Regions from separate parts of the Mus musculus genome. Here region 1 is linked to region 2. Evidence: chromatin loops called from intact Hi-C (ENCODE). Cell type or tissue: left cerebral cortex. All regions are shown on one strand.

Region 1 (8,000 bases), 110 kb before region 2:
TTTGTGTGTGTGTGTGTGTGTGTGTGTGAGGGGGTGGGGCGGGGTAGACTAAAGATGACCAAGGCACTCTCCTCCTCCAGGTGTAGGTTTTGCGTTTAACAAAAGTCCTAGGCAATAAATGTCTTAAAAAAAAATCACAGATCAGCAGCCGCTTTAACTAAAACATAAAACGCTCTCTAAAAACGTGATCAAATTGGTAACTCAGAAGAGTAAGGAGCTCTTAGAGTCACGTGAGTCAAAGTAAATGCAAACAAACAAGCCCCCACCCCAACCAAAAAAACCAACCCCAAAAAAACCCAAAACAAAAACAAAATCACAAAAAATCCCAACAAACAAAAAACACCCCCCCCAGAAAAACAAAAACCATCCCAAGCCAAACAAACCCAGACCCCAAAATAAATCCCCAAACCAAAATCAACCACCACCACCACCACCTTTCTTAGAGGGGTTTCCGTCAAAACCAAGGCAAACTCCAAAAACAGCCGGCCCGCCTTCCTTTCCCTAGTCTGAGTCTTTTGAGTAGCCTGTTTCATTTAACTCTCATGCTTATGGGTAAGGGTCTTCCTTTCAGCCTCAAAGCCCCAAATGTCAGCTTGGCCTGAACTTGGGGGGACTCGTCCCTCAGGCTATTAACAGTAACCAAATGTCTCTGGCCCCTCTCCAGCACTCCTGGGGACTTAAGCTGAGACCCATCTTCAAGGGGAGTTTCCTGAATTTTCCTGTGAGGTCCTGTGTTCCTTTGCTTCCATGGGTCTAACAAGAAACTCTCTAGATGTCATGAGTGGCCCTGACACAAACATAGACATTTCTCAGACCCACCCAGCTCTGCCCCTGGGTCATTTGTAGTAACACATGGCTTTTCTGGGCATTGTCATCATAAAACTTGATCCCCCAAGTGACCAGTCTGGCAGAAATGAAGATATTCTCAAGAGCTATGTGACTAATAGACTGTGAAGCAAAGGACCCTAAGGATATAGGAGCTCCCCCAGGACGCTCATGCTGAGAGAGGGGAGGGTTGCCAGCTGGAAGGGAAAGTGTCTCCCTGAGAGAGATTTCAGAGAGTTCTGGCAACATTGTAACACCTTATAGACAAGTCTGAAGCCCAGACAAAGACAGGGACCAGACTACTCACCCCTCTCAGGTTTTATTTCAGGTCCCTAAAAACAAACTTGAGGGGTTTGCCAGATCTCATTGTCCCCCTACCCAGTGTGACCACATTAACTAAATCTCTTTCTTATTCTTTTAATGGCTCTTTCAATGGTTCTATATCTTTTTAAAAAAAAGATTTATTTATTATTATATGTAGATATACGGTAGCTGTCTTCAGACACCCCAGAAGAGGGCATCAGATCTCATTACAGATGGTTGTGAGCCACCATGTGGTTGCTGGGATTTGAACTCCGGTCCTTCAGAAGAGCAGTCAATATTCTTAACCGCTGAGCCATCTCTCCAGCCCCCCCCCCCCCCGGTCCTATATCTTTCTTTGGGACAATTAGCATGTCTTCAAATTTAAACATTTAAACAACATGAATAACTTTAAGAACAGGATATGATTCTTATAAAGATGTTACCTCCTTGGTCCTTATCACCGTGGGCTATGAAGTAACTATGACATACTCTCTCCTTTCTAGCATACATTTTTCCTAGTGACAGTTGCTGCCCTCCCCCAACCCTCCTCTCCACACCCCATCCCATCCTGTCCCAGACACAGATCTTTATCCCAGAGATTAAAAAGCTAGCTCACGTCTGTGCTTTCGACATGTCTTGTTTATATGAGTGTTTATATGCATACCAGCATATCAGGAATAGCTTTGAGCATCACTGTCTCTTTAAAAGTGAAGGAACAAAACGTGGGGGGGGGGGGGCCTCAAGATCTGTATCTTGGCAAAAAAACCCTAAATATGTATTTTTTGAATTGTCATTTTAAAAACTTACTTTGGGGTTGGCATAGAGATTTTAGAATTTACAGATCTTCTTAATGTGCTATACTCTAATTAGATATTTAATGGAATTATTAGACTCTTTTTAATTAAAAAGATTCATAAAGTCATGAATGCTAAGCTCTGTTGTACTCTGGACGTCTTATACTTTTGATGCCTGGAAAAGACCAATAAAAGGAAATGCTTTTTCCATTAGTGACAACCAAAACCAAAATTTACCCAAAAGCAAAACACTTCAAGATACTTGTCAGAGTGGCTTAAATCTCTAACAAATATTTCATTTAAATTTAGTCAGTGTCCTTTACCTGGATTTTAACTATTGGATCTTAAAGATTCCATATGTCCTATGGTTTACATTATAGCTTCCTGAACTTCCTTTTAAAATTACCTCATTAAAATTGTTTTCTAAGTTTTATAATAATCATAAGATCAAAATATATCACAAAAGGATTTTTAAAATGTATATGGTTATAATGAGGTTAAAATAATATTGAAGCTACAAAACTTAAGGTCAATTCAATACCCTGAGATAAATTTGATGCTTTTTTTAAGTATCGATTTGTTCTTAATAATTTTTACAAAAAAAAAACAAAAAACAAAAAACACTTAAAACAACAACAACAACAAATCCTTTGTTTATCCTTTGACTAAATGGACATTTAAACCTGGGATTAAATGTTCCCCAATTGAACAAAGCCTTTGTGTTTTGAATAGTCAGTCATTGCTTTAGTCATTTAAAAATTATTTAGAGAGTTATGTCTATCTGGAATGTTCCTGCTAAATTCAATAATGGTTGTAAGACTTTTTGGTGAACATTTACATTTGTTTATTCAATTTGGACTATTAGTTAATGAATAACACATAGTATTGTAAAATACTTTTAAATGGGATAACTAAATTTAAAGTTACAGAGCCTTCCTCAAAGGATAAACTAGATGATTTCATAAACAGAAAGAAAGAAAGAAAGAAAGGAAGGAAGAAAGAAAAAGAAAGGAAGGAAGGAAAGAAGAAAGAAAGAAAAAGGAAGGCACCACATCAAAGACTCTATTCTGATTAAAAGATTAGGTTATATCTAAGTACTTCCAACATATTCCCAAACTATACTATGAAAATTTTATAAAACATATATAAAATAGATTTTGTTTTCAGGACAGGGTTTCGCTGTGTAGCCCTGGCTAGCTTAGAACTCGCTCTGTAGACCAGGCTGGCCTCACACTCGAGATCCCCCTGCCTTGACTCCTCAGTCCTGGGATTAAAGGCATGTGCCACCATGCCCAGCCTTATAAAATAGGTTTGTGGTATGTATAATTTATGTAACTTATTCATACCATAGGTCTATGATTTCCATTAGTATATTAATTATAAAGGTGTATTGCTGGATTGTGATTGTATTTTCACTATATAGATGCAGGCAGGAGTTAACTCTACTCAGTCTCCACAGGTATCTATCACTACTTTGCCATCATTTAACAGAATGGGAAACTGAGGCATAGAATAAACAAGGGGCTTTTTAAGATCACTTAGAATGAGAGGCAGAGCAGGATCTGGGAGGTCTGGCTGGCTGCGCCAAGTGGGACTTTTACTACCAAGGTATTGTAAGCAAGGTCAGCTCACAGGGAATGGTGGGCTGTAAACAGGGCGTGGCTGAGCTCACATTGGCCTGAGCCCTGCAGTTGTTCAATACTCGTGGCTGTTGTCCTCACTGATTGAGCTTTCTCAAGTATGACGTCATCACCCCTGGCGGGGGGCGGGGGGGGGGGTCACACAGGCTTCCTTTGGGCTCCCCAGGCCTCATTCTTCCTGATCACAGGGCGAGCCATTACTGTGTGGTCACCCTGCTTACGCATCTGTCTCCACCGCACCCTGAGCCCCTGGGGGTGGGGTTAGGATTGTTGTTAAGTCTCTTGTTGTGGTCTCTCTACTCAAACTGTCATGGACTGTCTCTTCTTGGGGGTGCTCATCAGCCATCTTGCTATGTGATAGAAAGTCACCTGACTGGGAGGGTGCCTTAGATAGGTTACATGGCATGAACTTAGGGGTAGTTGTAGAGCCGATCTCAGGGAGAGCTGCTGAGGCTCAGGTGGGAGAGAAGCTGGGAGGCGGCCAAAGGTGGGCACGGGATGCTGCAAACAGCCTCAACGCAGTGGAGAGCTGGAGAATTCCAAGAGGCAGCACACTGGGGGCTTAAATGGCAGAGGGTGCAGTTCTCCTCAGTCCCTCTAGAGGGAGCAGCGCATAAGAGACCGGTGAGTCTCTCCAGCTTGGTTGGGGGACCTTACAAGCCTCCTCAATCCTATCCCCTTGCTAGGCGACAGATCCTTACCAACCACCCCATTGGAAACTACCGTATGTTCATCACCAGGAGGGAAACTGAGGCCCAGACAGGTAAAGTGAACAGGTCCCACAGCAGGGAAACACCATCCAGTCCACCTTGTCTTACACTCTGGCCCTGATTCTCTCCTGCCACGACCAGCCTTATCCCTGGCTCCTTCCCACAGCCTGATACCCAGCAGGAGCTGGGGGTGGGGGGATTCGCTGCTGAACTAAATTGAAATTTCCAACAGCTAAATTGCACCGTGATGAAGGGCTGCTGTTCCTGACAGAACACATCGGAGCTGTCCTTAGACGCCCCTCCCAGTCCCCTCCTGAAATCCCGCGGCTGCTTGAGAAATATTTATGCTGACGACAGGTTATTTTTTATTCTTCAAATAGATTATTTACAAGGCAGCTGACTAATTGGGCCCGTACTGTTATAATGGGTTAGGACCAGATGTATCTGGGAGATTAGGGAAAGTTTAAGCATACACAGGGGCTCCTTCCCTCTCCGTCAGCCTGTCCCTAGTTCTGATCACCTCCTGGTATCCTCGGTGACTCAGGACAGCTACTACCATCCAAGAAGAACCCCTAGGTGAGGTCACCTAGCACCCCACAGATCTAGACTTCAGGTGAGGCCATATGTAACCCTCTTGAAGACATTTGCCTGGTGTGTCAAGATGAGCGTCTGATCCTATCGCCTGCAGCTCTTGTTCTAGGGGGGCTGTCTATAGATGACTCTGCAGTCAGGTGCCCAGGGCTGGAGACCCTGTTCTTCTCCACCTGCACTGGGTGATCTTGTTGGTGCTATTTGCTCTCTTTGGGTTTCTGTGTACTGATTTGCAAACAGGCAGCCTTGATATCTTAGGATGATAAGCTTTGCAAAGATCCTGAGGAAGTACCAGGTGCAGAAGAGTAACTGCTGCTTAGGACAATCCCTGCTGATGGCAGCTCCCAGCTTTTCCTGAGACTCCCCACATGTGCCTTCCTGCTGGCCTGAGTTCCCCACAAAAGCATAGCAGCTCCCTTAGCTGTCCCGAGCTCTCCCATACCAGATGCGCGCCCACACTATTCCAACCCCCACCTCTCAAAGCTCCTAAAGGACTCCATTGCAAAGGAGAACAGAAACAAAAAGCCCTCTGCTAGCTCAGGGCTCCTGGTAATAATTGGTCAGCACCCACAAATCTGGAAACAAAGGTACCCTGAGGAGCCGCAGGGTGCACCTGTCTGTGCACAGCCTGGCGGTCTTCACTCCAGCTTCTTGTCGTCAGGAGGAACCAGGCCCTGATTAATGGTTTCTTGGTGCCAGTTCCCCACGGAGTCATTAAACACAGGATCTGTTTCATTAAACAGATCCAGGACAATTCACCTTGTGTAATCATATCACATAAAATTTCGCCTCCGTCCTGCTCCAGAGGGGCTGTAAAATTAACGTTATAGAACGAAAGTCATGGGGGGTGGGGAGGCTTATCTCTTGGCTCTGATCAGGAGAGGACAGGACCACAGGGACTGGACACACTCGGTGGCTACGTAGCCTCTGCTTCTCCCAGGTCAGGGTGTCCCAAGGCAGGTCTCAAAACCTGTGAGAGCATTGGAGCCCCTGAGGAATCTGGTTGGACACAGACCCTCAAGTTTCCCAGATGACACTGCCGCAGCTGGTCCCCAGCCACATATGAGCAGTAAGGGTTTCAGGCAGTGAAGTGTGTGTGTGTGTGTGTGTGTGTGTGCGCGCGCACATATGTGTAGTCTGGAGTGGAGCCTGATGATTTACATTGCTAATGAGCCCCCCTGTTGTTCTGGTGCCTAGGGTGTCAAGGAGAGGAATGGGTGGGTGGGGTGGAGAATGGGGGCCCTGTTCTGGGGAGAGCGCTCTTGACCTGAGAGGGGTTTCTGGGGCTAATATAGCCCCAGTATGAGATGAACGTGGACTGATCCTCTACTCGCCCTCTGTTGGTTTTGAGTTGGCTCAATGCCCTGACTTGGTGTTGGTCTAGGGGTTCAGGGGTCTTAAATAAGGAAACAGGCTAGCAAGGTGGCTGTTGGGAAAGTATACTCTTGGGGACGTGGAGGCTGGTGTGGGGGTATCGATCAGTGCTTGGGTTGGGATCCTAGCTCAGCAGACCTGGGGTGCGTACCAAGCCTATATACCCTGCCACAAGAACAGTTCTTCCCTAGTTCCTTGAGGGTTTGACAGAGAGAGGGGTTGCTCAGAGACCAGTTGATAACCCCTCCTCCCCTTCTCTCAGTCCCCAGGAAGCCTGGGAAGATGAGAGCTGGCTAGCTTGACTGCTGTGTATCCTGTGACCTTAGTGGTCTTTGTCCGGTTCCTCGTTAGTAAAGAGAGAACCAGGGTTCGGCTCAGACCCAGATGGGTTTGAATTCCGTGTTCCAGCCCCTGTCTGCTCATTGACACAAGCCTGCCTCTTCACCTAGCATAGGGCCCTGCTTGCTGTGACACCAGCGGATCCACTGGTCTCTCTGAATGCAGCAGGTTCATTACAGTGATAACTGGTCACACAGCCGTAGGCTCACACAATCACATAGGCTGGGGCTAGACACAGACCGTGCCATACCCAGGAGAGGACCCACAAACATGGTAATCCATGCCAGCTGGGTTCGACTAGCAGTGCCTCGTGGCAATCCATGCCAGCTGGGTTCGACTAGCAGTGCCTCTGTCACTGTAGCAAGAACCATAGCTGCTGGGAAGAGGGTGAACTACCCAGGCTTTTGCACCCCACAATTTTATCACCCCCTCCCCAAGTCCAGAAAGTCAGAATCCTTAGCTACTGGTGCTCGGGTGCCTCTGCTGCTCAGAACTGCTGCTTTGCACAGCTCTCTTAAGAGCTCCTTGCTGATTACCCGCACCTCACACTGTCCACGACCCTCCCTCCTGTCACCTTTGCCTTTCCAGTGGGCGTGGGCGGCAAAGCCTATGTGGCCTCCATATTTGCGGTTGAACTCAGCCATGAGGGCCTTGTAGGGGTTGCGGATGAGCAGAATGGCTGCGTCGAAGGCCTCGATCTCCTTCTGGCCGCTTTCATGGGTCTTGATGCAGATGGTCCGCCCGCTTCGCCAGTGGTCCCGCTCACCTTTGAACCCTGTGCCCAACCCGAGCCGAGAAGTTAGAAGCTGGGGAGGTGGGGGTGGGGTAAGAAGTACACACACACACACACACACACCACCTTGTGCTTCCTCACCATCTTCTTCACTTAGCCCTTCCTCCCTTCCAGTGTGTATTCTGAGCACCTGCGGACAGGTCTCACATCTGATATGCCCATGCTGGAGATGGTCCTGAGGTCCAAGCCATCCTGGTTATAGTGTGGGACTCCAATCTCCAGAAACCAAAACCAACAAAACAGTAAAGGAAACTTTCCAGCACCCGAAGGAAGGCATTCATGATGTCACCAATGGTGACAGTATGGAAAGTCACTTCCCTGTGTCAGGGAGGCCTAAGATGCTGTGTCTTGGACACCATCATGGTCTCAACCTAGCATGACACTGTGGAGATTGAAAATAAACCACACTGGTGGAGAAATACATACTCCAGAGTCTAAATGCTCAGTAGACGGGAGTGGTGCCGTTTGGCAGGCAGAACATTTGCTGGAGGAATTTTATGTCCCTGATGAGGGACAATGTGCTTGGCTTCTCTGAGGAATGTTGTTGAATTCCCCACCAGAGCCCCCGCCCCCCACACCCCTGTTTGTTTGCTTTCTTTCTTTCTTTCTTTCTTTTTTTTTTTTTTTCGGT
Region 2 (8,000 bases):
CTTTTTCCTCCAGACTGCCCAGAGAGCCCCACTCTGTGTATCTAAAGGGGTGGTGCTGCTGTTTGTGGGAGACTGGATTCTGAGCCCAACTTCCTGAGTGTGAGCTCACAGCTCTTACCCACGGCTGAGCCGCTGGGCCGTGGCATTAGTTAAGTTCTCATTGTGCCTGTGACAGATGCCTCACACAAAAAACTTAAAGGGGAAAGGACTGGGCTTAGCGCATGCCTTCTGTTTTCAGAGGGTTCAGTCCCTAGTCGCTCGGCTTGAGCACTTGGGCAGAACATGGCAGCAAGAGCTGGGAGAGCCTGGTAGAGGTTATACCCTAATTCTTGGTGAACAGGAGGGGGCTGTGAAAGAAGAGGACCGAGATCCCAAGAACACCCCTCCAGTCCAACTCTTGACTTGGCAGCCTATCGTTCTATGAAGTCATTGGTCCATCAATTGGATCAGACTGTCAATCTAAGGTCTCTGAAAACAGCTCACAGACACACCCAGAAGTGGGCTTACCAAACCCCTGGGTGTTTCTAATCCAGTCAAGTTGAGGAACAATGTTGACCACTGAATCTACATTACAGGTAAGTTGGCCAAGGCCCAGAGAGGTCTAGTCACTTGCCAATGACATAGAACTAGGGGGAGCTTCTGTTCTAGGTTGGCGGCTCCTTCCTTTTCTCAGGGCAGATTCCACAGAAGCTGACGATCAATGCTCATGTGCCCTGTTGTCTCTGAGCAGGGCTGTTCTGCACAGGTGAAAAGACTCCAGAGTCCCCTCCTGCATCCACAGGCCCTGGCACCTTTAAGTCAACCACTCCCTCCCCTTGGACATCTCCATCCCTCCATTGTCACTTGCATTAGCAACAGTCAAGGAGACTCCATCCAAGTCCAAACAGGGTGGGTCACATGCAGGATCCTGAGCCTTCAGACCGTTAGAAAGAATCCAGGGGCAGAAGTTTCTCCATTTTCTGCTGAACCCTGATGAGCCAGCCATCGTTTGTCTTGACATGGAAACAATCCACACCTTGCTGGTGCTCACAGTGAGAAAGGCGAACCATATAACACTTACCCAGTGCTTGCCAGTGATCAGGAAAAAGACACAGTGGCTGTGGAGTCCCTGTGAAAGGAGCTGCAGAGCTGTGTCACTGTCGTCTGCATGGCTAGGACTGGGGGCACTGAGAACATCATCAGAAGAAGCTAGTGAGGTCTCCTGGTGCACAATCCCTAAGAGAGACAGAGAAGCCATTAGCAGCAGGAGGGCCGCACTGCAGAGATTTCTGTCCCTTGGCAAAGAGCTGAGAGAAAGCAAGAAGGTTGTGGTGTGACCTAGGGCTGGGTGGGGGGATTTCTGGGAAGGGATCCCATGTAAAACCTCAGCAGCAAATGGTGGGTCCCATCCAGACCTGTTTCTGTAGCCTGCCTGCTGCACTGCTGTGATCACAGCAGCAAAGACCCCAGTACCTTCTCTGTCCATGACTCTTGTCCTTGGCTTTGGGATTAAACTACCCCTCCCCCATGTGCCACCCCTCCTCCATTTTCCCTGCTGCTGTTACAAACACCCAACAAAAGCAACTTCAGGAAGGGAGGGTTGACCCCAGCTCAGAGTCTGAGGGTGTTTTCCATCATGGTGGGGGAGGTCGCGGTGATGGTGGGAGATGGTGGTGAAGGAGCATGAGTCAGAGGGTCACTTAGCATCTGTAGGCAGGAAGCACGAAGTGATGAATGGCAGCGCTCAGCTCATCACATTTTTATTTAGCCCTTGATACCTAAGAGCTGTGAGTGGAGGGTGGGTGGGTCTTCACTCCGCTCTGGAAACATCCTCACAGACACATTCGGGTCTCCCAGGTGACCACAAACCCACTGGAGTCACAGTGAAGGTGAACTGCTCACACCGGGGCAAGAAAAGGCTCAATCCTGCTGGTGCCCTTGTCCACACCAGGAGACCACACCCAGGCTGTTTGTTTGTCTAAGGACCATAGAAGATGGGTGAAAAAGAGCCTGCTGTTGGTTGGATGAGCCCAGAGGGTTAAGAAAGCTTATTTAGAACAGCAAATCAGAGTGGCTGGCCATGCTGCCACACTGTTGCTGTTTATCTCCAACCTTTCTAGGGCTATTTGTTACACAGTAGCCTCATCAGAACGAGAAATAGATACAAAATGGTACAAGTGCATGCTGGTGTAACCCAGCAACCAATGCTGATATAACCCAGCGCTCCCTGCTGGTGTAACCCAGCAACCAGAGACCCGGATACCGGCTCATGTTTGGTGAGGTCTGCTTCTGCCACAAGCGGTGTCCCTGGCAGGACTGACCAGCCGAGATGATTCACAGGTGCTACCTTGCTAATTTCTCTTGTTCATAGAGAATTCCCACTGGCCTCCACCTCCCAGGGATGAGCGTATCTTTGATGCTGCCTCTAGAGCATAGTGCCCAGCGTGGATCAGTCATGCCACCCACTTCTCAACCAAGTAGACACAGGTCAGCCAGGTTCCAGGTTTTGAGTGCCTCTTCACGGGGAATTCCTACAGATCACTTTGCCTGGCCTTAGGATTGTAACCAACTCCAAAGATGCGCACATATCCGAATAACCACAGAACCACATCCCTGTGCTCTGAGCTGGTCAGTAACAGAATAAACTATCTGATAATACACCAGGAATCCCAAATTAAGCTGTTTAATCCTCCCAGGATAGTACAGTCTGTGCCCTTATCATGAGATTAAAAACAAAGCAAAAGCCAGTAAAAGATTTTTAAAATCCACACTATATATAGGGCATGGTAGCTCATACCTGAAATCCCAGCCCTCTCAGATGTTGAGGCAGGAGGATTTTTATAAGTTCAAGGCCAGCCTGGACTACTAGTAAGATAAATATCTTTTAAAAAATCCATATTGCATGACTATATTAGATTTATGATTATATCCACAGTGTTAAACACACACACACACACACACACACACACACACACACACGCGACAAATGGCAAAAAAAGAAAAAAGGAAAAGAAAAAAAGAAGAAAAGAGAAGAGGGAAAGTTAGGATTTTATGGACAAAATCCATGTGGCTAAGAAACAAAGGAAAAGATGCTCACATTCCCCAGCGTTAGGAAAGTGCAAATTAAATACCCTCCTGGACTGTCAAAATGAAAGGAGTTCCAGCGCCCCCTCCTGGCCAGGGTCAGAGCAAAGGCTACATTCTTGTCTGGCAGCAGAGGATCCAGGCCTGGGGAGACTTCTAAGATGGTGCCCTTAGCCACTGTCTTAGTCAGGGTTCCTATTCCTACACAAAACACTATGACCAAGAAGCAAGTTGGGGAGGAAAGGGTTTATTCAGCTTACACTTTCCATATTGCTGTTCATTACCAAAGGAAGTCAGGACAAGAACTCAAGCAGGTCAAGAAGCAGGAGCTGATGCAGAGGCCATGGAGGGATGTTTCTTACTGGCTTGCTTCTCCTGGCTTGCTCAGCTTGCTTTCTTATAGAACCCAAGAATACCAGCCTAGGAATGACTCCACCCACAAGGGACCCTCCCCCTTTGATCACTAATTGAGAAAATGCCCTACAGCTGAATCTCACGGAGGCTGTTTCCCAACTGAAGCTCCTTTCTCTGTGATAGCTCCAGCCTGTGTCAGGTTGACACACAAAACCAGCCAGTACAGCCACCGAGTAACAGAAAATCTTCTACCAGGGGCTTCTGAGCTGGTGTTGTTTACCCTGCCTCTACCTCTTCTAACTTTTCCCTTTTCTCTCTTCCCCTCTTCCCTCCTCTCGAGTTGTCTCTCTTCTCCCTGCCACCCCCCCATCCCTTTCCTCCCCTTCTTATTCTTCTATTGCTTCCTCTCACCCTGCCCCGTGGGCGGTGGGCACCCTTCCCATTTCCACATTCCCCTCTCTCCCTTCCTCCTCCTCTTTTTCGCCCCCCACTCCCTTCTCCATGTCGCCTCTTCTTCCTATTCTGTCTTCTTTCTCACCCTCCTCCTCTTCCTCCTCATCCCCTTCACCCTTTCCTCCATGTCCCCCTTTTTAGTATCAGGAACCTCTTCAAAGAAGATTTTAGAGAGACAACCCCCCCCCCCGGAGCCATGGAACGAGAAAGCACAGTCATGGTTGTAGCTGGGGGCAGAGGGCTCCATCTTCTTTCCTGACATCTTCATCATAGAGTCAAGGAATTTCCCATGATTTCACAGAAGGACATGTGAACAGCCTTCAGAGGACAGGGAATGGCTGAGGCCACACAGCTGATGGTGACTTGGGCCAGCACTGTGCAGTGTGATTCTATGCTGTTCTGTTATCATCGTTAGGACCACCTGGAGTCCTCCCCGGAGCACCTTGCAAGGACACATTGAATGTTTGACAACTACTCCTATTTCCCTAGCAAAGGGATTGACAGGTGACTGGATATGGTCCACCCACAGCAGGAAGAGACCATGCCGTCTCAATGTCAGGCATGTTTTTTACAGTATCACTGCCCCAGGCACGGTGGCTGGCAAAGCCTTGACCAGCCCCTGTGATCTCTCCTACCTGTCAATCATACTCTGTCATTGCTGTCTTCCCTTCCTTCTTTGGGGATTGGGTCTCCATTCCCTCAGCATTCAGCACAGGCCACCTTGGCTACTCAATGGCTGTAACTGTCAGAATGTCCATTCTTAGGGCTCGGCTATGTGTCAGTTCTGGTGGAGGGAGGTGAAGGCAGAGGATTCTGGGGCAATGGTAGAAGATCCCATTGTGTCACCCTGGGCAGCGTGCCTGCTGCTCTGTGCCCTCACTGTTCTACAGAGACAGAGTTGTGATTGTGATGCTGTGGGGTCAAGTGAAGGAAGCCGAGTGACCCAGGAAGGAAGTCTGTACTAGAGCAGCGTTTGGGTGTAGACTGGGCAGAACAAATGAGCGCCATCCCCACCTGGCTGCACTCTGCCTGTTTATCCACTGGAATCTTCTGGCAGTATGACTCCCCTCTGCGGGGTTCTATCCACTCCAAGCTCCCAGAGTATAGTTGGGGGGGGTGTCCTTCCTTCTTAAGATGTTTTAAGGTGTGTGTGTGTGTATTCTGAAGCTGGAGTCACAGGCAACCATGAGCCTCCTGATGTGGAAGCTGGGAAGTGAACTTTGTCTTCTGCAAGAGCGGGATGTGCTATTAACCACCTGGCCTTAGCTCCAGCCGAGTGTGTGGGCTTTTGGGTGGCCTCGCTAATGGACTTAGTCTTTCGAAAGAGCCTAGGTGTCTTCCGCATTATACTGAGTCACATGCTCAATCTCAGCCAATCATTGGCTATACTGGGTCACATGCACACTCTCAGCCAATCATTGGCTATAGTGAGTCACATGCTCACTCTCAGCCAATCATTGGCAAGGGAAACAGCATTTATGAGCCTGTGATGTGCAGGGCTGTGGCTGATGAGAAACCATGTGGGCTTGGGAAAGATGCATTAAAGGAGTGGAATGTCCTGCCCAGAGGGACCTCTGCTGTTTTCAATTTTCATTCTAGGACCCCCCCCCCCCCACTCACTGAAGGCACTCAGCAGCTGGCGAGGGGGATGGTACTCCCTCCATTCCTTCTCTAGAGCTCATCTCCACCAGCTCCAGTATCCAATGCAGGCAGAAACGCATGATGGAGCTGGGAGACATTAACAAAAGATTTTGGGCTGGGTTCAAGTAGGTCGACTCCTTCAGGTTAGGGTGGGTGTCTGCGTGGCGTGATTTTGTTTGTCGTGCCTGAACCTAGTGTGGTAAAGGAGTGGGTCTCGGTTTAGCAATGAACTCTAGAGCTCTTATTTATTAATAACAGTCACAGATGCTCAAAATAAACTATGTTTGGTCAGAGGCGTAACCAGCCCTGGCTACAGTTCACTATGACTTCCAATTACTTACAGCATGGAGGATATTTGGTTAACATCTTTCTCCTTGGAGCTGTGGTGAGGAAGGGGGTGTGGCTGCCTCAGCCTCTGTGGACCCCATGCTAAGGGTAATGAAACCAGACTCCACCCGAGTAAGAGACTGCATCACCATGGCAACTTCCCCACTATGGAGACCCTCTATGGCCAGAGGCATGCCATGGCAAAGAAGCCTCAGTTTCTCCATCCATAAGGCAGGGTCTTGGATGGCTGACGGGCACGAGGCACGAAGGCAGCTTTAGGGTGGGTCCTCCATAGCTAGTCAGCTGCAGAGCTAGGGTGCAAGTGATCTCCAAAGCTTGCCCCGCAACGACCCAGCCCCACCCAGTGGGAAGGAGCAAGGGACCAGTGATCTTTTCTTGAGACTGGTGCTCTGCCATCAGGGCCAGGTCAAAAGTTCCGGTGCTTCTTCTAAAATGGCCCTCATCAGAGAGTCCCTGGAGCCACATGATTCTTAAAACTCTTCAGCATTCTGGAGTAGGAGCTATCCCCTGAGCTTGTTCCCCCACCCCCATCACACCCCATACCCTCTCATTCTCCTGTCTTCCACCCTCTTTCCTTTTCTGCCCTTCTGTCTGTTTTTCTGTTTCTGTTTCCTGTCCCCATTCCCCCCTCAGCTCTTTTTCTTCCTTGGCTTACAGAGATGAGGTCTTGCTGTGCAGCCCTGCCTAGCTTCAAACTCAAGGTAATCCTCCTGCTGAGCCTCCCAAGCTGGGATTCCCTGTGTGGGCTGAGTTCTTTGTTTTACCTAACAGCCTGTCTTACTTCCTAACTTTCCCATAAGCCCTTAAATTTCCCAGTCCTGGAGAACTTCCGGACCAGCAGGCAGCGTGCGGGACACGGGGCAGACGATCTGTGTGAGGACTCTGGTCCTGACAGGGCGGCAGCACTAGGTCAGGCAGAGGCATGGAGGAGGGGCTCACCTTAAGATGTTTCAACTGCTTAGTCAGCACGACTGTCATTCTAGACTGACTCCTGGCTTTGAAATGTCTTAGGATACATTGTCTCTCTTTTGGGAATCTGAGCCTCTAGAGAGCTCTTATTATGAAGTGGGTGTCTTTGCCTTTTCCTCTTAGGCAGCACACAAAACGCTTAAGTACTGCCTGTGGCTAAGCCTGTTTAAATAAAGCCTTATTTACAGCCTGGTGGGTCTGGATCCTGGCTTGCTGACCTCTGTTGTGGAGGAAATCAGAGATGGAAGGACAGGACCAATGATCCTTCCTATCCAGGGTTGTACTTCTTTAACGGAGTTATGGGAATTCTGAGAATCTTTGCTAAGAAGGGTCTGGAGCAGGTGTGGGAGGGGCTGGACACATGCACACCGAAACCTGGGCTGTGTATGAGTGTGTGTGAGTGTGTGTGAGTGTTTGTGAGAGTGTGTGTGTGTGTTGTGTGCATGTGTGAGAGTGAGTGTGTATGTGTGTGTTTGTGAGAGTGTGTGTGTGAGTGAGTGAGTGTGTGTGTGTGTGTGTGTGTGTGTGTGTGTGAGAGAGAGAGAGAGAGAGGGAGAGAGAGAGAGAGAGCACATATTCAGCATTGCAGTGTGACTTTGAGCAGGGTCCCCCATGGAAGCTCCAGCCTCTGGTGCCATGGCTATGACAGCAGCTGCATCTTACAGGCTCACCAGGAAAACAAAGCAACATCAAGTGCTAAACCAGCTTTGGCGTGCTTGCAGCTCTGCAGAGTGCCCGGCAGTGGGAAGGGAAACTCGAAATGAAAATCCTTGGCCATCTATTAGCCCGTAGTGTGAAGAGAGTCTTTGTAAGGCATCTAACTTTTGGGCAAGGCTGGGATAAGCTTCAGGGGCCAATCACAGTGGAGGTTTTTAATCCAGCAGGGCAAATGAATCTCCGAGTTATGACCTCAACACCCCCATATCACCAAGAATATGTGTGTGTGTGGGGGGGGGGGGGGACAGAAGACAGCACCCAGAGCTTCAGGCTTCAGCTGTGGGCAGGGCTGGGTGATTTTCTCCCTCTACTGTAGTGGGAGCTGCTGGGGGAATCTCCATGGTGGGGATGGTTATGACAATCCCGAGCAGCGAGAGGGTTAAGCAGGGCTGCGGGTGAGGCCGGCTTGGGTTCACCCTGGACAGCAGGTGGATTAACAGTGGAAGGCTGATGGC

Evidence for each region. Hi-C counts contacts between places; a loop is a spot of excess contacts. Peaks named below come from ENCODE experiments on the same cell type or tissue, not always from the same donor. Only the 100,000 strongest peaks of a DNase experiment are listed, where the experiment ranks them.
Region 1: it touches region 2 in a loop (2.2-fold over the local background); 3 of 42 quality-filtered maps call a loop at or near these places.

What each region holds. Positions count from the first base shown.
Region 1 is chr5:113,576,614-113,584,613 of GRCm38, reverse strand. It overlaps Wscd2 (WSC domain containing 2), which reads right to left. Exons shown (of 9, transcript NM_177292.3): 8 at 7,151-7,351. Among named protein-coding and RNA genes, the nearest start is that of Gm42002, 23 kb to the left of the region's middle. In left cerebral cortex, a CTCF peak has its summit at 4,154; DNase peaks (open chromatin) are centred at 4,954, 5,280 and 6,915; H3K27ac peaks cover 522 bases.
Region 2 is chr5:113,466,761-113,474,760 of GRCm38, reverse strand. Gm30812 (a long non-coding RNA gene) reads right to left here. Exons shown (of 3, transcript XR_389557.3): 2 at 1,061-1,215. Among named protein-coding and RNA genes, the nearest start is that of Gm30812, 6.0 kb to the right of the region's middle. In left cerebral cortex, CTCF peaks have their summits at 2,230 (motif pointing left) and 3,148 (motif pointing left); DNase peaks (open chromatin) are centred at 3,150 and 4,742.